2 separate regions of the Homo sapiens genome follow, and region 2 is linked to region 1. The links are chromatin loops, found by intact Hi-C in ENCODE. Cell type or tissue: heart right ventricle. All regions are shown on one strand. Links, peaks and the distances in the headings refer to the core of each region. The heading gives the core; the rest is flanking DNA. Region 1 overlaps DENND1A (DENN domain containing 1A). Region 2 overlaps DENND1A (DENN domain containing 1A).

Region 1 (15,843 bases), core at 9,005-11,504:
GAATGCAAAATGATACAACAACCACTTTGGAAAGCAGGCAGTTTCTTACAAAGTTGAACATACGCTTGGCAACATACACCCAGCAATTCCACTCTTAGGTATTCGTCCAAAAGAAACAAAAACTTGTGTTCACACCAAAATCTGTGTGCAAATGTTTGTAACAGTTTTATTCATAATCATAAAACCCCCAAACAACCTAAATGTCCTTCAATAGCGAATAAACAAACTATGAACACATTCTACAGTGGAATACCTACTCAATAATAAAAGGGAATAAATCACAGATACACACACCAACATGGATGGATCTCAAATGCATTTTACTATGTGAAAGAAGACAGTCTCCAAAAGGTAATACCATATGATTACATTTTTGTGACACTGTGGAAAAGGTAAAACTATAGAGACGGAGAAGAGGGGTTAAGAGTAGGAGAAGGGTTTGACCACACAGGGGCAACACAAGAGAACTGGAGTGGGAGAGGACAGAAGTGCTCGTATGGTGGTTATGGTGGCAGATATATGACTACATATTTGTCAAAACTCAGTAAATTATACAAAATGAGGAAATTTTACTGTACACAAATTAAAAATAAAAATAGAAAAGTCTCACCAAATCTATTAATTTTGAAAAATGAATACATTGCAACTCTTGTAATACACTTATCTGATTGAATTTAGTTAGGAATAGAGGCTCTGGAATGAGAATCCTGCCAAGGTTTTGCTGTATCACTTTTGGCAAGTTACTTAATCTGTCCAAACCTAGGTTTCTTCATCTGTATAATGGGGGCCATAGTGCTTTCTCAAAGAGTTTTTAATGAGGATTAAATGAGAGAGCGCATGGACAGCACTAAGCAAATAGTAAGCATTCAATAAATGAGTGGCTACTAAGTTTATTGTTGTTGTTTTGAGATGGGAGTTTTGCTCTTGTTGCCCAGGCTGGAGTGCAATGGCGCGATCTCGGCTCACCGCAACCTCTGCCTCCTGGGTTCAAGCAATTCTCCTGACTCAGCCTCCCAAGTAGCTGGGATTATAGGCACACGCCACCACACTCGGCTAATTTTGTATTTTTAGTAGAGACGGGGTTTCTCCATGTAGGTCAGGCGGGTCTCAAACTCCCAACCTCAGGTGACCTGCCCGCCTCAGCCTCCCAAAGTGCTGGGATTACAGGTGTGAGCCACCGCACCCGGCCAGTTTGTTTGTTTTTTAAAGACAGGATCTGACTCTGTTGCCCAGGCTGGAGTGCAGTGGTGTGATCATAGGTTTCTGTAGCCTCAAACTCCTGGGCTCAAGTGATCCTCCCATCTCAGCCTCCTAAGTAATTGGGACTACAGGTATGTGCCACCACACCCAGCTAATTTTTATATTTTTTATTTTTAGTAGAAACAGGGTCTCACTATGTTGGCCAGGCTGGTCTCAAACTCCTGGCCTCAAGCGATCCTCCCACCTTGGCCTTCCAAAGCACTGAGATTACAGGCAGGAGCCATCACATCCAGCCTTGCTTTCACTTTCTTAATTTTTAAGAACTTCCTTTTTTTATTCCTGAATGTTACTTTTTATAGAATCATATTCTTGTTGGTTATTTTTTTTTTTTTGAGACAGAGTCTTGCTCTGTTGCCCAGGCTGGAGTGCAATGGCACAGTCTTGGCTCACTGCAACCTCCATCTCCTGGTTTCAAGCAATTCTCCTGCCTCAGCCTCCCAAGCAGCTGAGACTACAGGCACATGCCACCATGACCAGCTAATTTTTTGTACTTTTTAGCAGAGACAGGGTTTCACCATGTTGGCCAGGCTGGTCTCGAAGTCCTGACCTCGTAATCCACCTGCCTCAGCTTCCCAAAGTGCTGGTATTACAGGCATGAGCCACCGTGCCAGGCCTCTTGTTTGCTTCTTTTCAAGACAGTCTCACTCTGCTGCCCAGGCTAGAGTACAGAGAGGCACATAGTTCATAGTTCACTGTAGCCTCGAACTCCTGGACTCAAGTGATCCTCCCACCTCAGTCTCCCAAGTAGCTGAGACTACAGATGTCTGCCACCAAGCCCAGGTAACATTTTTATTTTTTTATGTAGAGGCAGAGTCATTATTAAGTTTTTATTCATATTTTAGCAAGATAAGTTATGGAAATACAGGATGTTACATTCACCCCAAAAGGAGAACTACTTTAAGATTATGTGATACCCTGAAACCAACAGAAGTCACCTATTCAGAGGAAATTGCCTGTTTAAAATACACAGATGACTACTCATTTACATAATAATTTAACTTTCTTTATCAGAGTTCAATATTGCAACTAATTGTTTAATTATATGTCTGCCTTCAGATCCTGGGCCATGTGAAAGTGGGGAAAGTGCATGTCTCGGGGATCACTGCATCCTCAGTGTCTGCAGTGGAGTATAGGACACCTACAGACACCAAATAACAATACACGTTTCCTTAGCCTAAGTCAAATAAGGCACCAAGTTTGGGATGGGGGCAAGACAAAAGAATGGGAGGAACATGGACTTCAGAGTCAAACAGAGCTAGGTTCAAATACTGACAATATCAGCTAATAATGATTCTCTAAGGTTCCTTTTCCTCTTCTGTAAGACGAGGATAATTCTTCCTCTGCGGGACTGCTGTGAAGAGTGGAGGAGAGAATGCACGTGAATGTTCAGGGCACTTGGTTCTAGACATATGATGGGTGTGTATTACAGCAAGTTTCTGCCTCATCCTCTCACATGAGCACATCCCAAGAGAGGGCTTGGGAAAATAATTTTTTTTATTTTTTAAAAAAAGCCGTGTTAGCTTTCAAGTTGTCACTAGGTAAAACTTGTGTAGGAACCAGTTACTACTACCAGGCAGCATCATACGTTATGATTTGATCCTCGCTACAATCCTCCAAGGACTTATGATTGCTCTCATTACGTAGATGGAGAAGGAGAAGCCAGAAAAGTTGGAGATGCTCATGGAGATGTTGCTGGGAAAAGAGGAGATGGGATTTGAACCTTCTGAGTTTATATTCTAAGCTTTTCTCCCCCCAAGAAAATCAAGGAAGATATCAAAGGGCACATCTATCTAAAGGCTCAGTGAACTTCCCAATATTAACCAGGTGATAAAAATTAAAATACCCCTATTTCCACTATGACCATTTCTAGATGTTCTAAACCAGCTCATCCAGGAAGGAACGAGTTCATGGAGTCCCCACTATATATCAGACACTCTGCTGAATAATTTGTACACTCTCTCTCTCTCGCAACCCTTTGAGGTGAGTCCTTATCTCTGAATGTCAAAGATGACAAAAATAAGTTGCAAGATGTTAGGTAAGAAGATCATAAGTGGGCAAGAGCTGGTAAGCAAATGCAAACCCCTCTGACTCCACAGCTCACACTCTCTGCACTCACTTGCAGAGACTTCCCGATGCTCCCATGATCTCTGAAGTCCTAGTCAAAAAAGCCAGCATCATGATTTCCTCAGGTCGTCCGTGACACATACCACACTCAGTATTTGCCTGATATTCTAGAAATTGTCCTCTCATGAGTAACAAAACAGTAAGTGGTGAGATGTTTCCTTTTTTAAAAGTTTTTATTGTTAATCAAGAATTCTGAATTCCCAAAACAACAGTCACCTTTTAGAAAAAAATACTGAAGCTTGGCTGGGCGTGGTGGCTCACACCTATAATCCCAGCACTTTGGGAGGCCAAGATGGGTGGATCACTTGAAGTCAGGAGTTCAAGACCAGCCTGGCCAACATGGTGAAACCCTGTCTCTTCCAAAAATACAAAAATTAGCCGGGCATGATGGTGTACACCTGTAGTCCCAGCTACTCGGGAGGCTGTGGTGGGAGAATTGCTTGAACCTGGGAGGCAGAGGTTGCAGTGAGCCGAGATTGTGCCACTGCCACTGCACTCCATCCTGGGTGACAGAGTAAGGCCCTGTCTCCAAAAAAAGAAAAAAGAAAAATCACTGAAGCTAGCTAGTTAGACTGCACCTTCTCTACCAATGTACTCATAGCTGGATAAGTAGTTCTAATGAGAACTAAAAATCCTTATAGTAACTATACACACCAATAGCAGTTTTGTCTTTATCAAGGCTAAAGGTACAAATAAACAAAAGAAGGTCTTCAAGTCAGTGTATGAGAACACATGACCTGTAAGAGCTATGTTGTAAGCTCAGAAGGGCTAATGTTATCATTTCCATTTTCTGGAAGGAGAGAAGCCCAGAATCATACCCAAAGTCAGAGTCCAACAGGCTCCGGGCGGAGTCTAGATTGAGGGTCTCTCTGCCAACTTAGTGGTTCTTTCCTTACTACATCAGAATTCCAGGCCAGGTCATGCTATGATGTCACAAGGAAAAAGTCCCTTGCCCTGTGTCTTAGCTTCCTCAGGAGAGCTGTTAGGGAAGGTAAGAGAACAGCATAGAGTCACTGTTCCTATATTTTAAGGAATAAATGAGGCCTCATATTTAATGTCCTATCTAAAAGTGATGACAATGCTGATAATAAGATACAATTACATTTTTTTTAGAAATACTGCCATGCATTAGCAAGACTGCACTAAAACTTCTGTAATCCCTCTGATCATGCATCTCAAACACATTCATGGGAATAAGAAAACAATTGTCAAAAAAATGAATTATGGCAATAAAGCCCTAATGAGCTCATTGGAATTTAATAACATTATTTTGATTTGAATTTTTTTGAATCACAGAATATCTCAGTCTTAAGGGACACTGACAACCCTCATTTTTCAGATGAGGTAGATACAGGTCAGACGTCTTGCCCAATGTCACTGGGCCTATTGGCAGTACATACAGGACTTGAATCCAGGTCCTAAAACTACTCATCTTTCTGCTATCCTACACTGATGCCAATGAAGATTACCTTAATGGACTAACTACCAATGCTGTGAGGTTACTGATCTAGAAGTTATAAAATGTCAATATAATTTATTCGGTATTTTTTAAGACAAAAATTCCATTGAAGTCAATGAGGTGAGCTAATGGAGAATAGGAGTTAATCCTGCCTGGGTTAAAATTATTATTGTGCTAGGTTAGAATTAATATTGGCATCTCATATGGAATATATTTAAAATGTTTAATTTAACCTTTAATTCAACTCAGTTTTGGTTGTTGTTGTTGTACTTGTTTAAGAGACAGGGTCTCACTCTGTCGCCCACACTGGAGTGCAGTGGTGCAATCATAGCTCACTGCATCCTTGAACTCCTGGGGCTCAAGCAATCTTCCTTCCTCAGCCTCCCAAGTAGCTGGAACTACAGGTGTGCACTACCATGCCTGGCTAATTTTTTGTAAACATGGGGTCTCATTATGTTGCTCAGGCTGTTCTCGAACTCCTGGGTTCAGGTAATCCTCCTGCCTTGACCTCCCAAAGCACTAGGATTACAGATGTGAGCCACCACACCCAGCCTGAACTCAGTTTTTAAAGGGCAACCCACTATACAACTGAGTAGTCCAAATTAAATTTACTGAGAAAGCTTAGTTGTGTTTGGAAAAAACGTAGCAGAAGCTAAGATTTTTGTACACATTCCTCGATCTTTAAAAGAGTATTATGTGGCAAAAGTACTCCCCGCTCCTCCCATCCCCAAAATGAAATTTCAAAATCCACTCTTTCCAGGGGTCTTAGCAGCCATCAGCAGCACTTCAAAGGGGGTAGACAAGAGACAGGTATAAATCATAAGCAATGCTCATCTTTCAAAATATTTTGAAAACAATACTGTTAAAACAAAGACACCTGAATTCCAAGATAATTAATCCCCTCAAATGTGAGTAAATGGACTGCCATTTGGGAGCTGTTATTGAAGTTTTGCCACTTACATTCTAAGCCATTTTCTAACCCCAAAATACTGATATCCTTCTGGGAAATTTATATGAGAAAATTCTTTCAAACACCATTTAAAAGAGCCCACTAGTTTGACAGTCTTAGCTGAGAAAACTTCCTAGAAGAGTAAGAAATTGAAATAAGAGAAACGCTATCCTGAATGTAAAGCACTGAACATGTTAACATCTATCAAGGGACTCATAACCAGTATTTGTTAAAGAGGATTTTAAGATAATAGCTAAAATGAAATTAAATGTAAAACATATTTAAACTAATATGTTTGTTCGTTGCATACACAAAATGTCAAAAACAGTCATTAAATACAGCTTATGACTCTAAACAATTGTTTGTGGATTCTCCTTTTACAAAATAAAAACCTGAAGATAAATAATCATCACAAGGCTGCACACTGCTGACATCTGGGCCAGATTACATCAAACATTGCCTTCCTGTTCAACACAGCACAAGAGAATAAAAAAATTTTTCCCAATTTAAACTTGTCCCTAGAGCCATAAAGAATGAAAAACTGCCGTGTCAACAGCTTCTGTGTGTGTGTGTGTGTGTGTGTGTGTGTGTGTGTGTGTAGTGATGTTTTTGTTTGTTTGCTTTTCATTTTTTATTTTATGCATTTTCAATACATCTACATACTTTTCTCTTCCCTCTTTCACCATTCATTGGCTATGTAAAGCTCCAAAAGCTGGCACTCTGATGGAACAAGCCTCATATCCTAAAGTGCTGAAAGAATTGGCTACTGGTATGAAACCATTTCAAGGATACCAGCAACTTTTGTTAAGGCTATTGTTTTATAGTTAAATGCCATTCAGAGCAACTTGAACTGGACCTGTCTACTATCAAAGAGAGTAATTCACTGGGTTGCCTGGGATTTGGCTGGCAGGCCATCCTAATATTTATCTGGGGACAACTTTCACCTTTGGCTAGAAAATACTAACACAGAGCTTGAAATTGAGCAAAGTAAGAAAAGTAAATACTATGGAAAAGAATTGGGATTTGATGTGGCTATTACTCAAACGATGGAACCTGCAACATTTTGCAATAACTTGTTCACAAGCATGCATATGTACATATACACAAAAAAGGAGCTAAAAACCTTTCGTGTGGCTTTTAGATAGAATGTCACATTCCAGCCTTCATAGGGATCTAGAATTTTTTTTCAAAAATAAAATCTGAAGGACATAATCATTGTTCTCCATACTCTCAAGAAATCTGTTCAACCACTCTGATTTCAGGGTTGCTTTTCATTAGCAAAAGTTAGGAAGAGGAGGATTTGTGGAGTTTTCAGGGCTGACTTATGAGTTTCAAATAATTACCTTATAGACACTGGAGCAGGCAGTGCAGTGAGAGGGTATTAATAAGGCCTCGCACAAAAAGTGTGCAGAAAGACAGAGAGGGAAAATAACAAGCAGACCCCGGGCTTTCTTCCTAAGTTTCCAGAGTCCTGATTTTCTTATTAAAAATAAGTGTTAAAATATTTATCTTTCCTAACCTCTACAACTAACTTTGTATTCTGAATAAAGATAACTTTCAGTTATAAACAAAACTAAGAGAGAAAGTCAGATTTTAGAGCACCTGGGAGTGATGAATTGAGAAAAGAAATGCGGTAACCAACAGAAAAATCTCAGTCCAGCTTAGATATGACTTGCAGCTGAAAGTTATCTCAGGTTTTCAGGTCCTACTCTTCTAAGATGATGAACTCATACTATCTTTTAATGAGAGGCTCATATCTGCCTTTGATGTGTGAAAGACACTCCCAGCTGGAGGAGAGTACAAGAAAGATCTAAAATATTTGCTTCAGCTGCAAAGAACTATTAATGAAAGTTTAGAAAATGAGGTAGCATTAGGGGGAAAATCTTTAGAAAAAAAGATGACATACTCTCATCTTATGAAATCTTAAGGGAATATATTCCAGTAAAATAAAATCTGACAAAAAAGTTCTTCCCTCTTCTACACACCAGAGTTCTTCATCCTTTTCCAGAGTGTGTTCTTAATTCCCTGGTACATAGGAGAAAAAAAAAAAAAAAGGCTTCATATAATTTGCTATTCACACAAAACACCAAGGGTTAGAGTCACATAATGTACACAGAGGTTATAAGACCACATGGATGTATCAGCTTACATTGGGGAGAGTTTTAGAATTAATTCTTACAAAACCACCTTTAAGTGTGTTTAAGAAGGGGAGCACTTACAGTGCAATCTTGCGCAACATGTTTACCTATGTAACAACCCTGCATGTCCTGTGCATATGCCCCTCTACGTAAAAGTTGGAAATAAAAAAAAAATCCTGTGCAAAACAGAACTTAAGTTCAGATAATTCTCCACAATTCTCTATGCTGCTTAATGTTCTGAGATTATCTTTTTGTCAAAAAAGCAGCAAAAATAGAAATCTGGTTTTCTTAATAACCTGTCTAAATATATTTTCTAACTATCTAATCTACTCTCAGTATAGAGCACAGGTACAGAAGATAAGCATTAAACAACTCCCATAGGCTATTATAAATCTCCCATTTAGAGTCTGGGACACTTTCAATTACTCTTAGCTGGTCTACCCAGTAACTACTTTCCCTGAATGAGCAAGGAGATCTGTAGAGGTAGCAAAGTCTTTGAGACCTTTTCTTATTATTCCCTTTGATAGAGAGCAGGAGAAAAAGCATATGTGGAAAAACATATGAAATTCCTTCTTAGAAAAAAAAAATTCTCTGTTGCTAACTCCTAAATTAGGTATCTTATATAACATATTTACACATATGTTAACAACTTTACAAAGTAGGCCTCATTATCTTTCTTTTACAGATGTGGGAAACAAGGATCAGATGAGACAGGTTATATGATTTGTCACATGGCTCGTAAGTCAGAATTTGAATCTAGGTCTCAATCTACAAGCTGTGCTTTAGAATGTTAGGTAATTAAACATGATGGCATCACCTACTTTCTGCGGAAGAAATAAATGTTCTAAGGTAAAGAAAGATGCTGAGGAAGGGAAAGTGAGAGAGAGAGAGAGAGAGAGAGAGAGAGAGAGAGAGAGAGAGTATGGACAGGCAAGTACCAGGACTAGGAAATAGTTATTTCAGCAACTTTTATTCATTCAATAAGTACTTATGTAGAATCTACTAGGGGTCAGCTACTCTCAAGGGTTCTCTCAATGGCATCTAAATTCTTGTACCCTCTCAAGGAAATTATATAATTTCTTCTTTCAAAGTTTCCATATTCCTAGGCCAATGTGACATTCCTTTTTTCTCCTCACACATGCCTGGCTGAAATCATGCCAAACCTCAGCAACTTTTAAAAGTGATAAGTCTGCTAGAGTATTTATGTTAAAAACAATTTCAACGGCATACCTGGAAATAAATATTCTACTCCAACAACCAAAATTTTACAAGTGATTAAAGTGGAAAGAGATATGAACGGATATGATCGGATATCTCAGAATGACAATCCATAACTAAGCTAGCTTCCCTACCCACCATCAATGTCAACAATGTCAAAGGAAACTCTGTAAGCAGAATAACTACTTCCTCTTTTTAGCCTGATCCATTTATCCATTTTTCAAAATTTCAGGTATTTCAGACAATGTAGTCTTTTGGATTAAAGACAAGAACTAAGGAAAATATTAATTTCTAACTCAGTTACTATGCTGGTTTACAGAGGCAGCATCATAATTGTTTAAGGCCCTTCCTTAGGGTTCTTTTGATAGGAAAGGAGAAGAAATTGCTTAACTTCCTCATTGCTCAGTCTCCTCAATGAGTAAAATAGACAGATATCCTGGTTATCCCTTCACCTTGATATGAAACTAAACTTTGTTAAATAAAGCTCCAGAGTGAGTGGGTGCTGAGTGTCATTCAACAAATGATAATTCCCCAATCCGAGTTTCAAGTTCTCATTTTATATTTGAGCAACATAGCACAACGCTGACAAAAAGAGGATTAAATCAAGGATTCTGAGCAGAGAGGGGAAAGGCCATGATCATTCCTATCAAAAAAGAAAGGGCAGTTATTTTCTCTTTTCTTTCCTTTAAAAAGAAAGTACTGAGGGATAATTCTGATGTGTCTATTCCAGCAGAACATTTGAAAGACGTGTCCAATTCAGGCCAGAGCGTTGCTCTCAGAGCGAAGGGTATCACCATGCTCTAGAGTTCAGTCTCCTCTGCACATACATAAACACAAGTGCATAGCGCCCCAACGCTGTTTGTCCCCTCGGCCTCACAGCTCTGCCAGTTGGCAAACCCAAGCCAGGAAGTTGTCAATTCCAATTGCGTTTAGGCCATGTAGTCCTATTAAAGAAGGCCTGCTGGTTAAGGGGCGTCCTCTGTTTCCAAAGCATGGGAAAAAAAAAAAAAAGGCTATGCTTAGATTGGAGCTGGCAACTTTCACTGACTAGAGTTTTCAAGGAGCTATGAATGAGTTTAACAAAGGAGGTCTGTGGCTAGTTTCTGGCTGAAGTCCATGTCAACAGTTTTTAAGGTCACAGGCCACACTAACTAACATTTATTCCCAGCAGACCCTGTTCTAAACACAAGCTGTAAGTAGTACAAATTTGGAATTTTTCTGTAATCCCTTGAGATATTCCTGATCCTTCCACATGTTTCTGCTCAATTAAAAACAATTCTCACTTTGCACCACAAGAGAGGCCATGCTCAGCAATCTCAGTTCATCCTTAGGGTAGACGAACAAAAACCTGGCAAATCAAAGGGCTTGAGTGGGGAAGGGAAGGAATTCAGCTGGATCACACTGAAAAGTGCAGACAGCTCCCCAGGGGCTCAGTTTGTGAAAGCATAAAACAGGTTATGACAGAGATCCTGAGGCCATAAAAAGCAGGTTTGAGACACACATTGGGAATAGGTTCCTAGTCATTTTACAGAAATAAGATAAAAATTTCTGAGAAAATTAACAGGTCAACTAGGTGAGTAGAGAATGGTGATAATGCATAGGACAGATGCTAAATATCCCACTTGGAAATTAATACTAACATTTCTCAATTAAGAGGAACTCCTTTAACATCTCTGAAATCAAAATGCATTTTGGGAACAAACTAAAAATTTAACACAGTCATTTCTCCCCCTGAAAAAATATTTTTACATCAATGGTGCAGTGTATAACTAATGGTATTTTTAAGTCTTGGCAGACAACATGGGAATAACTGCCTTGGACTGAGTACCAAAGATGTGCTATGCACTGTGCGTGGTATGTCCATTAAAAAAAAATCTCTCCTGAGCGAGGCATGGTGGCTCACACCTGTAATCCCAGCACTTTGGGAGGTTGAGACAGGCAGATCACTTGAGGTCAGGAGTTCAAGGTCAGCCTGGCCAACATGACAAAACCCTGTCTCTACTAAAAATAAATTAGCTGGATATGGTGTCGTGCACCTGTAATCCCAGCTACTTGGGAGGCTGAGGTGGGAGAATCACTTGAACTCAGGAGGCAGAGGCTGCAGTGAGCCGAGATCGTGCCACTGCACTCCAGCCTGAGCGATGGAGTAAGACTCAGTCCCAAAAGATAAATAAATAAATAAATAAATAAATAATAAAAATAAAAACATAGGCCGGGCGCGGTGGCTCACTCCTGTAATCCCAGCACTTTGGGAGGCTGGGGTGGGTGCATCACCTGAGGTCAGGGGTTTGAGACCAGCCTGACCAATATGGTGAAACCCTGTCTCTACTAAAACTACAAAACTTAGCTGAGCATGGTCGTGGGTGCCTGTAAGCTCAGCTACTTGGGAGGCTGAGGCAGGAGAATCACTTGAACCTGGAAGGCAGAGGTTGCAGTGAGCTGAGACCACGCAATTGCACTTCAACCTGGGCAACAAAAGTGAAACTGCATCTCAAAAAAAAAATAAAAAATAAAAAAATTTAAATTTAAATTAAAAATATATATACCTCGTAATCTTTAAGGCTACCATGAGATGTACTTTCTGTTTTACAGTTAAGGAAACAGGCTCAGAAAGGTGACATGACATGTTTTGGCCTTAGATCTAGTAAGGGGTAGAATCAAAATTTGAACACAGTTCTGATTTCAGAGCGTAAGTCCGTTTCACAAACTTAGTGGGGAAACACACATTAGAGTATCAGTTACTATTTTGGTAGCTAAAGTACTGCCGTTTGTGGCATTCTATATTTGAAATCATGAGATAGATATATGAAGGTGGTTATAATTTTTCCAAACTAAAAAATATGTAAATTATTGTGCAGTGAATATTTGGATTGGGCTTGATAGAACAGCCAGGATAACTACTTCATTAAAGAGAATTAAAAACACCCATGATAACATTACTTAACTATTCTCATTAATACTTTGGGATCCGATCCCCCACGTCATTTTTTTCTACATACTTTTTACAAAATGGAGATCACATCACATATAAAAATTTGTCTCTTGCTTTTCTTCTATAAGTACTGGATATTTTCCATGTCATCAAATAATCACCAAAACCAATTTTAATGGCTACATGGTATCTAATTAAATTTAACTATCCTCTATTTCTAGGCCTTAAAATTGTTTCTAACTTTTCACTCTATATGCTAAATGTCCTTGTCCATATATCCGTACTTATATTTCTGAGTTTTTCATAAAACAGATTCCCCAAAGTGGAAAAAATGTTAAAGGTTTTGAATATATATTGCCAATTGTTTTCCAAGAATGTTGGACCATTTTACAACCTGATCAACAGTGTGTAAGTGCCTACCTCATTACCAAGTGTCATCTGCAAGCTAGCATAACCTAGGCTCATGTACACTTTGTCACATGTATGCCCACATACATCTCACCTATGACAATTGGTCTACCTTTCAATATCTACTATACTATGTGATGTGGTGAGATGTCCACGACCACCTTACCAATATTCTTTACTTATATTAGCTCTTTTTTTTTTTTTTTTTTTTTTGACACAGAGTCTTGCTCCTATTGCCCAGGCTGGAGTGCAATGGTGCAATCTCAGCTCACTGCAACCTCCGCCTCCCAGGTTCAAGCAATTCTTCTGCCTCAGTCTCCCGAGTAGCTGGGATTACAGGCGCACACCACCATGCCCAGCTAATTTTTGTATTTTTAGGAGAGACAGGGTTTCACCATGTTGGCCAGGCTGGTCTCGAATTCCCGACCTCAGGTGATCGACCCGCCTCGGCCTCCCAAAGTGCAGGGATTACAGGCGTGAGCCACCGTGCCTGGCCTACTTATATTATCTCTAATCCTCACCAAAAAAATAGATATGAGGAAATTAAGGCTCAGACAGAGTAAATGGAGTAATCAGAAGCTCATTTCCAAATCAGGAGGACTGGAATGCAGGCCCTACTCTGACACTAGACCACACTCTTATGCCATGCCACCGTGTAACTCATTTTACCTTTCAGATAATGATCAACTTTCTCTCACAACTCCAGGGACTGCCTCTTTCTCTAGCAACACCTCTGCAAACGATGAGACCAGATTAATGTTTGGAGAAGTAAATAAGGGCAATAATACCTAGATCTCATGGGCTTTGAGAAAAGTGAAGTGTATGCTGGCGAGTCTTCTTTAAAAAGCAAGGAGCTAGTGGCAGCAGTGTGGTGCATGGAATGCTCATGCACAGCTTGCAGAAGCAGAAAATGGTGAAACCACTGAAGGAAACAATTTGGCATTATCTCAATAAAGTTGATTGAGCTTAATAGAATAAAATTGCCCAATTTGGCATTTATCCCAATGAAGTCAACGATATACATGTCCTATGACACAACTATTCAACTCCTTAGGTACATACAGTACACAGAAGTTAAGTCTATGTGCACCAGTATAGCTCTTCAAGAATGTTCATAAAAGTCACACGCTAGAAACAGTCCAAATGGCCACCTACAGTTACATGCATAAACAACTCAACCCCTTTATCTCTACAATGGAGATAATTTCATAAGATTGCTATAAAAATAAATGAAAATTACATAAACCAGCTGTGGTATATCATCATACAACACAGAACACTAGATAGCAAAGAAGACAGACTATAACCATAAGCAACAGCATGGGTGAATCTCAAGGTTAAGCAAAAGAAGTAAGACTGAAAATAACAATTCTAAATTGCATAATGCAACTCACAGAGTTCAAAACCAAACAAAGCTATACTATACTATTTAGGGATGTATACATAGGTGAAAAAATTAATATCAGGGTGCTAGTAATTTCTGAACTTCAATGGTGATTACATGGGTATTTGCTGTATATTTATGTTTACTTATGTGTGTATAATGTGTATATGTACATTTGACGCCCTTTTCTGTTTGCAGGTTATATTTCACAATTTACAAAAGGGAAAAACACAGGGTTGTGATCAAACATTTACACAATAGATATAGCATACAGGGACTTTATCAAGTATTTACTGTTTTATTTAATCTTTAGAACAATATTCTGCATTAGTATTGTCCACAATTTGCCACTGAAATAACTGAGACAAAAACCAAATGACAGCCAAGTAAAAATATTTTTATTATAAATCCATGTTTTAAAAAGATTGAAAAAAAATCAAAGTATAGCACCAATGTTTGTTTCATTACAACACAAAAACAGTTTGAATATCCCTTATCCAAAACATATGGGACCAGAAATGTTTCAGATTTTAGATTTGTTTGGATTTTGGAATATTTGCAGAATATATACCAGTTGAGCACCGCTAATTTGGAAATCCAAAATGCTCCGATGGACATTTCATTTGAGCATCATGTTGGTGCTCAAAAAGCTTTTAGAGCATTTTGAATTTTGGATGTTCAGATTAGGGATACTTGAGTACACTAAATCTGAGGAACGCACAAGTTCATGGGAGTCCTTGAAAGTTAAACTGTCCCTTCAAACAAAAAGACCTAGAATTGCAATCTCTGGAGAATGTTAACAAAGAGTACAATGAAAAGATATTTATAAAAGTTTTGTTTTCAGTGGTCACGGGACAACAGTTATCTTTACTCAATAAGGATAATCAATATTGGCTATATTTTTCATATACTAATAAAAAAGAAAAAGCACAAATTAAATTTTCTCCAAAGTTGGTATCCAAAATTACAAAATTTACAAAAGTGACAGTAAAAATCCTAGCTCAGCAGAAAACAGTATACTAGCAAACATACATTCTTTAGAGTCTGTTTTGGCTTGGGGTTGTTTTTGTTTGCAGTGTTTTTTTGTTTTTTAACCACTTAAAAACTTGTTTTCTGATGGGACCAGAATTTTAAAATTAAAAACTTAAAATAAAAAAAAAATCAGTCAGTCATCCCAAGGAGCTTAGACAACAAACTGCAGGACACTGAATTTCACCCAACTTCTTCTCCCACCACACTCTTAAATCGGTTTTTAAAAAATGTAAAATTTTTCAAGTCAAGCATTTTTGCTGTATTTTGGGTCCATTAATTCACATAAAGAGGTAGTTAAAATACCAGACTGCATAAATGAACAATAGGACAATTAACCTCACATGCAAAACTCCACCACTTTACTTCAAAGGCATCTGAAATAGAATGGATTAGAAACCATAAATGATGCCTCTCAGAATTAATTCTGTAATAAATATTGCTTTGTATTATAGATAAGGGATTTAAAATCTCTATGTGGTAGTTTAAGACTTGTGGATTGAGCTAAAGCACAACAATTGCCCTTGGTTTTGCATAAGATCACTGGTAGATTCAAGTCCATGAGTAGAAAATAAAAACCTACTTAATTTCCACTGCATACTACAATATATAGAATTTAATTTTCTCCACAATGTTTAAAAATTCCATAAGTTTACGTAAAGTTTTAAGATACATGTAATTTGCTTTCACTTAGAATGCAATATATTCTAATTTCAAAATTATACTGCTATCTAACTTCAAAAGAGTTCCCTTAATGTTACAATTTGCATTTTACAACTCATGCTAATAAAATTACTTACTCTGAAGATGTAAATATACAAAATAAAATACGGAAACGTAAACTCAACACATTATTTGCCACTTGATTTTAACCAAGACTTTTGATACTATTTCCATACTCTTCTGTTCATTGTTTCAGAAGCTAGTAACTATTCTTCATTG
Region 2 (15,843 bases), core at 5,815-8,314, 63 kb after region 1:
CCAATTTTTAACCATGAGTCTAGTCTACCATTTTCCCCCAACACTGGCATTTAAAGTATAATCAAATGCAATTTCACAGCAGCCAGCCTGATAACATAGGAACAGTTAACCATCAACACCCATAATAAAAACACAAATAACATTATTCAAGGAAAGACAGCAAAAACCCACCTCAGTATGGCAAGCAATGGAGCCATTCACATGCCAGATTCCTCCTCAGACTAACATATTCTGCCATTCAGACATATCCTGCTCCGATGTGACTATTTATGCATAAACAGCAGACACTGACCTATTGTTTTCAGTTGTTGAAGTTATGAATGTAGTACAGTTACCAATTAAGTGAATCAACAAGTCCTAAATACATCAGCTGTTGTACAAATAATGAGTCCATTGACATTATACAGTAAAATCTAGGGAGTTTCATCTTTCTTTCTGGAGAATATGGAAGGATTTTAACCAGCAAATGCCACTACTTACTGATAGTTTGAAATATTTTTTATAACTTCATCTACAAAAGGAATATAAGTCTGATCCTTAAACAAATTTATGCTATGTGAATCCAAAAATCAAACATAAGTGAAATTCCAAAGGGAGCTTTAAAATGCAAAAGGAAGGGTAGGGTGTGCTGGAGGCAAAAAAAAAAAAAAAAAAAAAAAATCAAAAGGATATGTTCACTTACATTTACCTTTTTCTCTACTGAATATCTTAGTTTTCAACTTTCATTATTACTTAAATTTAAATATTTGGAATTTTTTAAAATTACTTCAAAATTATTGGAAACAATTCCTAAAATCTATCAAATTGATAGATAATTATAGATGAGTTTTTTTATGATTATAATCTCAGGCTTCCATGTAATTTCTCTATGAGTTAGGATTCATTTTATCCCACTTTTTTGAATGAGTAACCTGAAGTGTCACATTTTTATGCCAATATGAATAATTACTTTATACTTTGCCTAAACGACAGCTGTGCCCTTTATGTATTACAAATATGACATCACTCCATATGGTCTTCATAAATAGATGTATCATATGTGTCAAATTTGGTGAAAAGAGATAACTTATTTATTCAAATATAAAAAAACTATTTGATGGAACACCCACTATTTGCCAGGCACTGTGACAGGCATTTTAGAGAAATTTTCTGATTTTACCTTCCTGACAAAGCTATGCTATAGAGACTATCAAATCAATTTTATCATAGTTAAAGCAATAGGTTATCACTTGTCCAAAGTTAGAAAATTAGTAGTCACTCGTGGAACAAATGCTCTGCTGTGGCTGGCCCTGTTGATAAATAAGACACAGTCCTCACCCTCCAGGAGTTTACAGTCTAGCCCTAATGGAGAACACACAGAATTAAACAAGCAGGTACCATGGGGCTTGGTAAGTGTGATACTAGGAGTTAATCAGCACAGGGGCATCTGGCCTTGTCCTAAGGGGGCAGAAAAAGGTTCCACGAAGAAGTAGTAGAGCCAGGGGTAGAGTCCAGGACTAGATCAGGGCTCATCCCATAACACGGCACGCCCACTTCTGAAGCATATACAATATAGTGAATAGGTCTGTTATGAGGCCAAGTTCCATGTCTTACTTAACTTTGTCTCCTACAAAATGTCTTAACTGTTATAAATACCGAACAAATATTTGGAGTGTAATAGAATTAATAGAACAAAATGAACTCATTAAACACCCTGTGTCTCCAAGTGGATAAAAGGCCAATTTCCAAATATCCAAATGAAAACAAGCCTTTGAATGCTACAGACTTCCTAAAGATCACACTGACATGTCGTAAGCACACAATAAATATTAGTTGTTGTTATATTATTAACCCCAATGGAGAAATAAGCAAGCACTATAAATTCAATGACTACAGATGTATAGGTGTGCCTCAAATTGGAAATACATGTGTTCCTGAAATAAACTTTTATAAACCCAATTAAAATTTTCCCATTGCCTTCTACTGCTTACTTAGAAACACTATAACTTTATCAGAAACTGATTTTCTCTACATTGTCAGTAGTTCCAAAATCTTTAAGCTACAGTTTATTCGCCTCCTGGCATCTGTTTTGCTAATGATCTGTAAACATCAAATACACAAGGGACTCCCCCAGATTTACAGAAACCCTGAGGTGAATCTGTATAAATTGAAGGACCCTTCTGCTAATTCCTTTGCTTTCTAAGTTTGCATACTGGGTTTCAGGAAGAGTCCCACTAAACATTTTTGCAGTAACAATTATAATACTACCAGCTACCTCTTAGGTATACCATTGCCATAGGTGGCTTAATTTTTATCCTATTTCATCAAAATGACTCTTCCAGGTAAGTAGAAGCTCTCTATTTAATAAATAAGAAGAGTGAGGCTCACAATGAACAAATTCAGAGTTAAGTAACAGAGCTGGGATTCAGCCTGAATCCATCAGGCCCCAAAGAATCCAACACTGGCTTTTCTTTTTGGCTTTATTTATTTACATCCTCCTGTTGATCTGTCTTCTAGTCATTACTGTGACTCAACAATAAGAATACATCTGGACAAATAACTACAACATGTTTTCATGAAACAGGCCTTAGCGGATTATGAATGACAGCTTTCCAATTTCTTTATTTATAGTCCTCTGCCAAGTTCAGGATATAAATAAAATGACTCCAAAGTAACTGGCACTCTATTCAACTAGTAAATACAATATTTAAAAGATGAATTCATATTAAAAACTTAGAATAATTTTGAAGGCTAGAGTTATCCTTATCTCATCTATGAAAAAAAATTGCTAAACAAATAGAGTAAATAAAAACACAGAGAAAATGTCTTCCTACTTAAGAAAACATGTTCTCATCGTGTGTTCTAAACCACAATGAGAACCCCAATGCTGGAGTTCCCATTCATACAGGAGAGACAATGCGGACATCTCTGCAGGGGAAGCACATGCCCATCAAACAGAGCCTTCCTTATACCAAAATCCTGTCTTCCCCACTCCACCCTGCTTCCAGGGAACAAGCCACTGCTGCCTAGCCCTTATCTGTACCATTAGAGAAGCAGTGCCTATGTCCTTTGAGACTTTTGTTGTTGTAGTAAAATATACATACAATTTACTATTTTGACCATCTTTAAGTACCATGTTGTGACATTGAGTACATTCACATTGTTGTGCCACAATCACCACTATCCATCTCCAGAAATTTCTCATCTTCCCCAACTGAAACCTTGAACCCATTAAACACCAACTCTTCATTATCTCCTTCTCCCAGCCCCTGGCAACCACCAATCTACTTTCTGTCTCTATGAATTTGAATAGTCTAGTTACATGATATAAGTGGAATCACTTAGCATGATGTCTTCAGGGTTCATTCATGATGTCGCATGTGTCACAATTCCCTTCCTTTTCACAGATGAGTAACATTCCATTGTATGTAGATACCACATTGCTTATTATTCCATCAATGGACATATGGGTTATTTCCACCTTTTGGCTATTGTGAATAATGCTGCTATGAACATGCATGTGCAAATGTCTATTCAGGTCCCTGCTTTCACTTCTTTTGCATATATATCCACAAGTCAAATTACTGGATCATATAATAATTCTACATTAATTTTTTGAGGACCTTTACCATTTTTAATGTTTTAAGAACTTTATGTAGTAAAGCTATCCTAACAGCCTACAATCCTTAGTGCAGACATTAAGACCAACCCAGCCAATTTCATATCTGTGTCTTAAATATAAATCCCTAAACCTGGCCAGCTTAATCATTTAACTTTCCCACAAAACTTGACATGCTCTATTCACCTTTCTCATCTTCCCACTATCCAAATCTTTCAAAAGATGCACTTAGGCATCACTCATAAATGTGACCAATTGTATATTCTTACATGAATTAACAGTCAATCATACCAACACTTTTTAAAAATTCAAAAGACAAAGAACTATGTCTTCCATCAAAAGTACACTGAATTTTTAATGAGGTTGCCACAGGAACAGCAAAACTGGCACACTCACGTCTATGGCTCCCCAACTCACAAAACTAACTTGCTTTTGGCACTCCTGGTCAGCCAGAAGCAAAACTTGCAACCTCTTCTAAGCTCCCTTTACATCCTTACCTTCTTACTGCAACCGAATGCTCACTTCCTCTGGGGTCCTTTCAAGAGTTGGATGTTTCTTCCCTACCTCTCCGCCCACTGGCCTGGAGGTGGGATAGATGGCCTCTGTTCATTAGAGCCACTTACAGGCCATTCACCTTCCTTACTCTCCAAAACCCTAGATTTTAACCTCTGGTCACCAGACCATGCCCTCCTCCCTACCACACCAACACCACCACCACCATTCTGCTTTGTTGTCACCTACTAATTCCAGGGTTATTCCTCATCCTTGACTCTTGGGGATCATACTGCATTGCCACTCACTCTAACACCACTCCCACAACAATCTCACCCTCTACTCCTACGGTCACACCCTAAACTCTACCACTACCAATAATTGAAATCCCCTTAGTAATTGCAAATTTCAAGCATCTCAGTCTCCAACCATGATCCACCTTCTCTCTTTCCATTCAACCCCTGTAGCACTCTTCCTTCTTCTATTCCACAGGGGCATATACTCTATCCATCTTTTCACTACTGCCTTTTTTTTTTTTTTGACACAGAGTTTCACGCTTGTTGCCCAGGCTGGAGTTCAATGGCGCGATCTCGGCTCACCGCAACCTTCGCCTCCCGGGTTCAAGCGATTCTCCTGCCTCAGCCTCCCAAGTAGCTGGGATTACAGGCAGGCACCACCACACCCAGCTAATTTTGTACTTTTAGTAGAGTCGGGGTTTCTCTGTGTTGGTCAGGCTGGTCTCTAACTCCCAACCTCAGGTGATCTGCCCTCCTCAGCCTCCCAAAGTGCTGGGATTATAGGCGTGAGCCACCACACTCAGCCCTTTTCACTGCCTTTGATCCACCTCAGGTCTACATGATTCTCCTTACATAGCTTAAATTCTATTGTTATAACTGTTCCTTTATACACATTCTCATCTGCCTTGTGCCTCTTTGTCATCCTCTCTTGGCAAACTCCAGTCATTGTTAAATCCAACTACCCGCCTGCACCCATATAGCTAACAGGGGGTCCATTTTCATAGCTGTTTCATGTATACTTGGAAACTCCTGACACCTTATAGTTTAAGGTATGTGGCTGGACAAAAACACACAGCTATGCCGATTAATCTCACCTTAAATCTGTGGTTAGTAACTGTAAGTGAGCTTTAATGCAACTCAGTAATTATAACACATTTTCCTTCATTCATTCACTTTCTTTTTCTCTCTCTCCTTGGTGACTATTTTATACTTTCTTCTCTTCCCTCAAATCTTCTCCAACCTCAATTGCCACTGATTCCCTTACTGGCCACTTCCCTGAGAAAACAGAGGAATCAGAAGAGAACTCCCACAAGCCCCACCACCACCTCTATTCTCCCACCACCTCTGCCCCACAGACTCTGCCTTCGTCTTATTACGTGACCCTTGCAAAGGTCCTTTGTCCACTTGTGAAAGAGGACTCCATCCCCTCTTGCCAACTCAGACAGAGCTCCACCAATCCTCCTGTTTTATTCATTTTACCTCTCTATAGGATCTTTCCCATCAGCATAGAAACATGCTGTTATTTCTACAGATATTTCTTAAAAGGTCAAGCCCACTTTCCAACAGCTACCACCCCATTTCTCTCCTTTTCTTTGTAGCTATATTCTTTGAAACAGTGTCTATACCCACAGTCACCACTTTGTCGCCTCCTACTCTCTTGGACCCATGACAACCAAGCTTTCACCTCACCGCTTCTCTGAAACTACTCACATACCAACAGCCACACCAATGACCTTCTTTTACTGCTAACATCAATTATCAATCTTTAGTCTTGATCTACAAGCACAATTTCACACCCATGATTGCTTCTTCCTTGATACAGTTTGGCTGTGTCCCCAACCAAATCTCATCTTGAATTGTAACTCCCGCAATTCCCACATGTTATGGGAGGAACCCGTGGAAGGTGATTGAATTATAAGGGTGGGTCTTTCCTGCAATGTTCTCGTGATAGTGAATGAGTCTCATGAGATCTGATGGTTTTAAAAATGGGAATTTCCATGCACAAGCTCTGTCTTTGCCTGCTGCCATCCATGTAATACGTGACTTGTTCCTCCTTGCCTTCTACCATGATTGTGAGGCCTCCCCAGGCATGTGGAACTGTAAGTCTCATTAAACCTCTTTCTTTTATAAATTGCCCAGTCTCGGGTATGTCTTTATAGCAGCATGAAAATGGACCAATACACTCCTGGAGTCACTTTCTTTCTTCAGGCGGCTTCCAAAGCATCCCACTCTCCTGCCTCACTGGCTTCTGCAGGCTCCTTGCTGATCTCTCCCTATTGAAGAGCTCCAGAACTCAGTCCTTGGACTTGACTTTCTTTCCTTTGCTGGTCCTCTTTCAGTCCCATCACTTCAAATATGCACTATCAATTTTAAATTTATTTCTCCAGCTCCTATCTCTTCCAATTCTAGACTCATTTATCTAACTGTCTACTCAACATCTCCACTTGACGTCTCAAATTTAACATATCCAAAATGGAACTCCTGATCTTTCTCTCACATCCCAGAGCCAATGTATCAGCCACTCCTGCCAACTAAATCTTCAAAATATATTCAAATTCTGACCATTTCACTCTATCTCCACCACTAACACCCTGATTTAAGCCACCATCATTTTCCACCTGGATTAACTACCAATAGCTTCCTAACAGGTTTTCCTGCTTCTGGTTCCAATTTCCTGTAGTCTGTTCTCAAATAGCATCTAGAGGAATCCTGTAAAACTCAATACAGGGCCTCCTCTACAACGTCCTCCCTTCACCAGCATACCTCTGCACTCACTTCCTAACTCTCCTCTCCTAACTTTGTTCCCGCCTTGCTGGTCTGCTTGCTGCTTCTCAAACATGCATGCCATGCTTCCACTTCATGGCTTATACCCACACAATTCACTCTGTCTGATAAAATATCAAGGAATAAGGCATGTGCTATCAGATTTTATTCACAAGGTAGTTTCCCAATGTGGCCTTCCCTAATCACCTTATTTAAATTTATAATTTTCCTATCCCCACCATTCCTCATTCCATTTTCCTGGGTTATGTTTCTCTTTAGTGCATTTCACCATGCAACATATTATATACAGGTAGAGTAGCTTCTCTTTTTCAAAATGCTTGGGACTAGAAGTGTTTTTTCAGATTTTGTAATATTTCATATACATAATGAGATATCTTGAGGATGGGCCCCAAGTCTAAATGCAAAATTTATATTTCATATATACCATATACACATAGCCTGAAGGTAATTTATACAATTTTTTTTTTTTTTGAGACAGAGTCTCACTCTGTCACCCAAGATGGACTGTAATGGCATGATCTCAGCTCACTGCAACTTCTGCCTCCTGGGTTCAAGCGATTATCCTGCCTTAGCCTCCCGAGTAGTTGGGATTACAGGCGCCTGCCACCATGCCCAGCTAATTTTTGAATTATTATTAGAGTCGGGGTTTCATCGTGTTGGCCAGGCTGGTCTCAAACTCCTGACCTCAAGTGACCTGCCCACCTTGACCTCCGAAAGCACTGGGATTACAGGTGGGAGCCACTGCACCATCCTATATATTATTTTAATAATTTTGTGCATTAAACAAAGTTTGTACAATTAACCATCAGAAAGCAAAGATGTCACTGTCTTAGCCACCCATGTGGACAATCTGTGGTTTGGCATCACCATCATTCCCAACTGTGAATTTATATGCTACCAATAAGCAATTATTTTCTTGTACCTATTTACATATAAGTACCTAACAGTAAAAAATATGACATACTGGTTTTGGGGGGTTGTTTTTTGTTTTCAGATGGAGTCTCGCTCTATCACCCAGGCTGGAGTGCAGTGGCACTATCTCTCCTCACTGCAACCTCCACCTTCCAGGTTCAAGTGATTCTCCTGCCTCAGCCTCCCAAGTAGCTGGGATTACAAGCACCCGCCACCATGCCTGGCTAATTTTTGTATTTTCAGTAGAGATGGGGTTTTGCCATGTTGGGCAGGCTGGTCTTGAACTCCTGACCTCAAGGGATCCACCCGCCTCAGCCTCCCAAAGTGCTGGGATTATGGCCACCATGCCCGGCCAACATACTGTTTGTTTGTTGTTTTATTGAGACAGAGTCTCGCTCTGTCACCGAGGCTGGAGTGCAGTGGCGTGATCTTGGCTCACCGCAACCTCTGCCTCCTGGGTTCAAGCGATTCTCCCGCCTCAGCCTCCCCGAGTAGTTGGGATTACAGGTGCCCGCCACTACGCCCAGCTAATATTTGCATTTTTAGTAGAGACGGGGTTTCACCACATTGGCCAGGTTGGTCTCGAACTCCTGACCTCAGGTGATCTGCCCGCCTCGGTCTCCCAAAGTGCTGGGATTACAGGTGTGAGCCACCGTGCCCAGCCCTGACATACTGTTAATAGAGTGAAAAAATAACATGTTCAGAGTAACTTGTGACATCACATCAGCACTCAGGAAGTTTTGGATTTTGGAGCATTTTGGATTTTCAGATTAGGAATGCTTAACCTGTACTTATTATCTGTTTTCCCCTCCTAAATTATACACTTTATAAAGGCAAGGATCTTCGCTTATTTTGTTCACTACTGTATCCCCAGCGCCTGGAAAAAGGCCTAGCATATAAATACTGAATGAAAAAAAGAAGGAATGAAGGAATAAAGGGAGTAATACCCTTTCTTCTCAAATACCTCTTTTGGCAACATGTACCAAAAGCATTATCAATGTCCTCACTCTATACCCTAGTAATTCCAAACCTTAAAATCTATCTGAAGGAAATAGTCTGAAATGTAGGTACTTTTTAAAAATTTTTTCAAGCATCATTGCAAAAATTGAAAGAGTGTTAATAAGTTCAAGTGATGCAATATTTACATCACCATAACATGTGGAAATACATCATTGCATTATGAAGAATTAACTCAAAATACAAAGATTTATCATACTGTAATAGCAGTTATCATTTTTTAATGTTCTAAATCCAGACTAAAATTTAACTCATCAAAATATCTAGCCATGAGTGAGTTGTAGGATTATTGGTGATTTTTTTTGGCCTTATATTCTGAATTTTCTATATTTTTAATAAGATTCATAATTTTTTAAATGAACTTTGCAAATAAATATGTTCCTGGGAAATTAGATTTACATTACAACAGTTTATAATGTCCCCATCTGCCTCTTCCAGGAATCCATCCCTGACTACGTCAGCCCACATTTGACTGGTCTCCTCCCTAAGCTTCTGTAATATTCGCTACTTTGGCAGCATAATAAATGACTAAGCACCTGATTATGCACCTAATCATTTCTCGTCTTCGACTGTTAATTCTTTCATTTAAGTACTTGTCTCCCCAGTAAGTAAAATAAGCCACTCCAATGACCAGAACCCATGTCTCCTTACCATCTGTGCTCTTGCCACAGATAAAGGCACCACAGACTTCAAGCACAGTGCACAGCACAGAGTAGGCTGCCTTCCATACATGTTTGCTGAATTGAATTCTATCTGAATTGCCCTTATTAAATTTCCTGGGATAGATTAATTCAGGGGCACTCCAGCCAACTCTCCTTCAACAGACTTCATGGAATGCCTATTCTGTGTCACACACTGTGATAAGCATAGTCCATGTCATGCCACTTAAGCTTCACAACTCTGTAACTCTACAAGGTAAGTGTTGCTATCCCCAGAAGATCAGGAGAGATGAAATTCCTGGCTCATAATCACACCAATGGTAAATGCAAAAGCTAAGATTCAAACTCAGATTTAACTTTAAAACCTATATTCTTGGCCGGGCACAGTAGCTCACACCTGCAAGCCCAGCACTTTGGGAGGCCAAGGCAGGAGGATCCCTTGAGGTCAGGAGTTCGAGACCAGCCTGCCCAACATGGTGAAACCACGTCTCTACTAAAAATACAAAAATTAGCCGGGTGTGGTGGTGGGCACCTGTAATCCCAACTACTCAGGAGGCTGAGGCAGGAGAATTGCTTGAACTCGGGGGTCAGAGGTTGCAGTGAGCTGAGATCATGCCATTGTACCCCAGCCTAGGTGACAAGAGCAAAACTCCGTCTCCAACAAAAAACAAACCAAAAAAAACACCAAAAAACCTATCATCTTAATCATTATGCTTACATGGCAGAGGTTATCAGCCTTTAGCATGCATCAAAGTCACCTGATGGGCTTGATCAGTTTCTGTTTCAGTAAGTCTAAAATAGTATCCAATAATTTGCTTTTTTTTTTTTTTTTAAGACAGTCTCACTCTGTCACCCAAGCTGCAATGCAGTGGCAGGATCACAGTTCACTGCAGCCTCAAACTCCTGGGCTCAAATGATCCTCCCGCCTCAGCCTCCCAAGTAGCTGGACCTACAGGCAAACGCCACTATGCCTGACTAATATTTGTATTTTTTTGTAGAGGCAGGGTTTTGCCATGTTGCCCAGGCTGGTCTCAAACACCTGAGATCAAGCAATCCCCCTGCCTAATTTTCATTTCTAAGTTCCCAGGTGATGTTGACGCCCCTGGTCTGGGGGACTACACTTTGAGAATTACTGTTATACAGACTTGATAAAAAAACTAGCAACAGGAATCCACTCATCAAAGTTCCTTAGAAAAGGTGAGACATCTTCAACTCCATCCTTCTAGTCTCAGCTCAGGTTCTATAATACTTCCCAGTGAAAGCTCTCAAGCCAACAACCCCACACTGGCAGGTTCAGTGCCCGTCCTATGTGTTAACCCTAAGCATTCTGCAGACTGGCTCACTCTATCTCTCTCACAACATTCTGTGGGCCCTCCAGTATCACAGAAGCTGGAAAGCTACAAACTATTTTCCAAAAAGCCCCTGCAACTAAGATCCTGGGTATGATTTAGGTTCTGCCAGTCAGATCCACCTAGTGAGACCTGAAAGCTCAGGGATGTGGGGAGACAGGAGGCAACAGGAGGAACCCATTTTTCTGATACAAACCTAGAAGGAACGGCACGATGGTTTCTATTATCTTCAGCTGGACCATGACTGATGCACTGCCCCCTGCATGTTCCTCCGAGTACTTATTTATCTTCCTATCTGCTATGCCTAGAACAATATTAGACTCATAGCACACAATCATTTTTAGTAAGCTTTCAGAAAATCACAATAGCCATTATAATATTTAAAAGATTTGGCATGAATCTTAAAATGTTGGACTGGAAATCAGCAGACCTAGATTCTGCCACTATCTGATCTTAAATACATCTCTAAACCTGAATTCTCTCACATATAAACTAAAAATGTTTACTGAGTTTTTTTGACTCTAAAATTCTATCATTCTATGATCTAAAAGCCTGAGACAACTCATTGCTTTGGTAAAACATCAATGCCTATAAGTATCCTATAAAGGAAAATGGCCCTGAGGAAAAGTACTTCTTTCTGGTTTTCTGTGTGGCTAACCACTCTGTAGAATTAACAAGCCTCTCACAAAAGAAAGAAAACAATTATTAAAGATTTTTCAATGGAGAAAAATTCTAAATTTAAGCAGCAGTGGCTACTTAAATGTCATTCTATTTATGCCTTCTTGCTCTGTCACCCAGGCTGTAGTGCAGTGGCATGATCTCGGATCACTGCAACCTCCACCCCCTGAGTTCCAGCAATTCTCGCGCCTCAGCCTCCAGAGTAGCTGGGATTACAGGCATGCACCACCCTGCCCAGCTAATTTCTGTATTTTTACTAGAGACAGGGTTTCACCACGTCGGCCAGGCTGGTCTCGAACTCCTGAACTTGATCAAGTGATCCGCCTACCTCAGCCTCCCAAAGTGCTGGGATTTAGGCAGGAGCCACCGGTCTGGTCAACAATGAGAATTTTAAAGGCTCCTTTTGTCCTGTCTGCCTGACTTTGCTTCATGATTTTCGCTTCATTATCTGGAGGGGTTTCCTCCCTCTTGCTATTAATGTAAAATCTGCATTTCTGTAAAGACCTCCTTTTTGAGGACCAGTAAAACCTATATGGAATAACAAAGATTACTGGCCTGGGGTAATTCTATCTTAAAAGATCTCTCCTCCTCAATTTGCATTTCCTCCATCATCTCATGTTTTGGCCTCATGGTGTTGGCCATCATGTCTCTCTTTCATGTCGCAAGGCAACTCTTTTCTGGGTGGAACTCCTCAGGCTGTCTCTTGCGCCTGAACTCTGCATCCATGCTGACTGACAGGTGAGATGCCAGGGCTTGAGAAGCAGAGCACACAGGAAATGTGCAGTATTGGGGAAGGCAGGTACACAAACAAAGTTTTTAAAAAGAGAAAGAAAAGGCCAGGAATGGTGGCTCACACCTGTAATCCCAGCATTTTGGGAGGCCGAGGAGGGAGGATCACTTGAGCTCAAGAGATCGAGACCAGCCTGAGCAACATGGTGAAAACCATGTCTCTACAAAAAAAAAAAAAAAAAAAACAAACATACTAACGAAAGCTGATAAACTAAAGGAAAAAAAAAACTATTAATATTTTAAGAAAGTTTACAAATTTGTGTTAAGCCACATTGAAAGCCATCCTGGGCCACATACAGCCCCAGGCCATGGGTTGGACAAACTTGATCTAGAATTACCTAGGAAGCCAACATTTCAATTTGAACTTAAATCCCTTTTTTTTTTTTTTTTTGAGATGAAGTCTCGCTCTTGTCACCCAGGCTGGAGTGCAGTGGTGCAATCTTGGCTCACTGCAACCTCTGCCTCCCGGGTTCAAGTGATTCTCCTGCCTCAGCCTCCTGAGTAGCTAGAATTACAGGCACCTACCACCACGCCCGGCTAATTTTTGTACATTTAGTAGAGACAGGGTTTCACCATGTTGGCCAGGCTGGTCTTGATCCCCTGACCTCAGGTGATGCACCCACCTCGGCCTCCCAAAGTGCCGGGATTACAGGTGTGAGCCACCACGCCCGGCCAAATCCCTGAACCTTTTCATCCATCTTGCTTGAAGCCTGGACTAGACCCTGTTATGCATTCAATCTGCTCTCTTCTACTCACAGCCTCCAAAGTTGAACACATTTCTCAAAATGATGGAATGCCAGATCCACCACTTTACCATCTTGAAAGATGCCAAAAAAGGGATGCAAATAGGTGCTCAAGTTTTATAATCTTATAACTCATGTCATTTTTCCCCATAAGACTGGCAAAGGTTAGAAGTGTGGGAAACATCTGGAGACTGAAGGATCTGGGGAAATAAGCAGTCTCCTATAATTGATAACTAAGAGTATGGCTGGATGGAAAGTAATTTGGTACAATTTTCTGCAGCACAAATAGAATGAATTTTAAATTTCCATGCCTTATAATCCACCAATTTCACTTACAAGAAAGCATCCACGGCTGGGCATGGTGGCTCATGCCTGTAATCCCAGCACTTTGGGAGGCTGAGGCGGGCAGATCACAAGGTCAGGAGATCAAGACCATTGTGGCTAACATGGTGAAACCCCGTCTCTACTAAACATACAAAAAATTAGCCAGGCGTGGTGGTGGGCGCCTGTAGTCCTAGCTACTTGGGAGGCTGAGGCAGGAGAACGGCGTGAACCTGGAAGGCGGAGCTTGCAGTGAGCGGAGATCGCACCACTGCATTCCAGCCAGGGCGACAGAGCAAGACTCCAACTCAAAAATAAAAATAAAAAAGGTTTGTGGGTTTGCCTCTTTGCCAAACATCCATCAATATATTTTTAAAATAAAGTGATTTAGAACTATAAATGACATGGAAAGTTGCCCTTTTTAATAATTTGTAATTGGACCTCTGAAATACAGTGATGTGTCACTTAACAATGAGAATGCACCCTGAGAAATGCATCATTAGGCAATGTTGTCATTATGTGAATATCATAGAGTGTACTTAACAAGCTTAGAATGATACAGTCTACTACACATCTACACTATATGGTATAGCTAAAGCACCACCTTCCACCCCTTATCCCATTATCCTCCTCCTTCCCTTTCCAGAAGTAACCATTTTTTAAGGTTGGCATGCAGTCTTTCCATCCATACTGTTGTACGTTTAATATATATAAATGCACCCATGATAAAATAGAGTTGTTTTGTATTTTTAACATTTATATATCTGATATTTTGCAGATAGTACTTTTAGCCTGTTTTTCTAATTCAAAATTATGTTTTTGAGAATTACTCATGTTGCTTCAAGCAGATTGGATCCATTCCTTTTAATTGCTATAAAATTCTTCTATTCAGCTATATAATTCTTTATTCTATATTAATAAGTCACAATTTATCCATTTTTTCCCTGTTGATGATCATTTAGGTTTTAAGGATTTTTCAGTTACAAAAAAAAAAAGATGCTATGAACATTCTTGATATGACACTTTGTACACAAATGAGAATTTCACTGCAATATACAGTGAGTGGAATGAGTGGTTGCTAGAACGTGAGCACCTTCCACTTCACTAGATATTATCAAAGCACATAAGAGTTTTTGCCCTTCCACATTCTTATTAATACTGGTACTGGTTGATTTTTGACATTTTCTGCCACTCTCATGTATAAAATACTCTCTTAGGATTTTAATTTATATTTCCTTCATTTTAGTGATAGAATCATAATCTTTTTAAATGACTCTTAACTACTTGGATTTATTATTTTATTATTTCATCTAATATTTTTTGCCTATCTAAAAAATTTCTTTCTTTCGAGTACCTTATGTATTCTGGATCCTAAGCCTTGTAAAAATTTTCAATCTAATAATTGTCTTTTTATTTTGTTAATAGTTCTTTTTTGCCATACCAAAGTTTCAGATTTTAGTGTACTCAAATCAAGAGTCAAGTCTTTTTCAACATGGTTTGTGATGTTTCTTTGTGGTTTTTGGAAAGGGTCTCACTCTATCTTCCAGGCTGGAGGGCAGTGGCATGATCATGGCTCACTGCAGCCTTGACCTCCAGACTCAAGGGATCCTCCCACCTCAGCCTCTCCAGTAGCTGGGACCACAGGCGCACACCACCACAGGCACCTGTGGTCTCAGCTAATTTTTTGGTTTTCTGTAGAGACAGGGATCTCACTATGTTGTCCAGGCTGGTCTCGAACTCCTGAACTCAAGCAATCTTCCTGTCTCAGCCTCCCAATATGTGGGATTACAGGTGTGAGCCACTGTATCTGGCTTTGTTTGTGCTTTTTTACATCTTAGTCAAGAAATCCTTTCGTAAGACTTCTAAAAATATTTTCACATTTTCTATGAACTTCTGCTTTTTAATGTACATCTTTAATCTACTTGTAATTTATTTTTATCAAGGCTGTGAGTAGGACTTTTTTTTTTTCCAAAGGACCAGTAAATTCTCTCTCAAATAGAGGAATTGCCTGGTGATAACCTTTTTATTTCTAATTCCTAAGGGCAGCTGGCAAAGCCCTTCTCATCTAAAAAAAAAAATTAGGGAAAAGGTGTACTATTTAATACTTAAATATGACAAGTCATAACTAATGACATTTGGTAGGACAGAACATACCAGAATATACTGAGTCGGCTTTACTTAGACCCGAAAAAAAAGATCTGCGTTCACAATTATCCAAAGAAAAGCACAAAGAATCCAAACAGATACTGGATTGTCTAATAAGTAAAAAAAATTAGGCAAAAGTAAAACAGACATTTCTACCAGCTTTTTTAATACTCATAAGATACCAAGTTTTAAGAGAGTTTCGTGCAGACTCACAAACAAACTTTTTACCTAGCCCTCAAAATTCACAATCTCACATCAGTTTTCCACTCCTTTCCAAAACTTAGATTTAGAAAAGGGCCACTTAGGAAGACGCTTATCTCAATAGTTACAGCATTAAGA

Evidence for each region. A loop is a pair of places that touch in the nucleus more often than their neighbours do. Peaks named below come from ENCODE experiments on the same cell type or tissue, not always from the same donor. Only the 100,000 strongest peaks of a DNase experiment are listed, where the experiment ranks them.
Region 2: a loop joins it to region 1, with 4 times the contacts of the local background. A loop is called at or near these places in 1 of 110 quality-filtered maps.

Annotation. Positions count from the first base shown.
Region 1 is chr9:123,732,092-123,747,934 of GRCh38, forward strand. All of the region lies in intron 5 of DENND1A (DENN domain containing 1A), which reads right to left. Among named protein-coding and RNA genes, the nearest start is that of DENND1A, 190 kb to the right of the region's middle. RefSeq lists an enhancer at 7,530-7,579. In heart right ventricle, for the core only: no CTCF peak of the experiment used is centred there; DNase peaks (open chromatin) are centred at 10,020 and 10,537; H3K27ac peaks cover 1,266 bases.
Region 2 is chr9:123,798,090-123,813,932 of GRCh38, forward strand. All of the region lies in intron 2 of DENND1A (DENN domain containing 1A), which reads right to left. Among named protein-coding and RNA genes, the nearest start is that of DENND1A, 120 kb to the right of the region's middle. In heart right ventricle, for the core only: no CTCF peak of the experiment used is centred there; no DNase peak of the experiment used is centred there.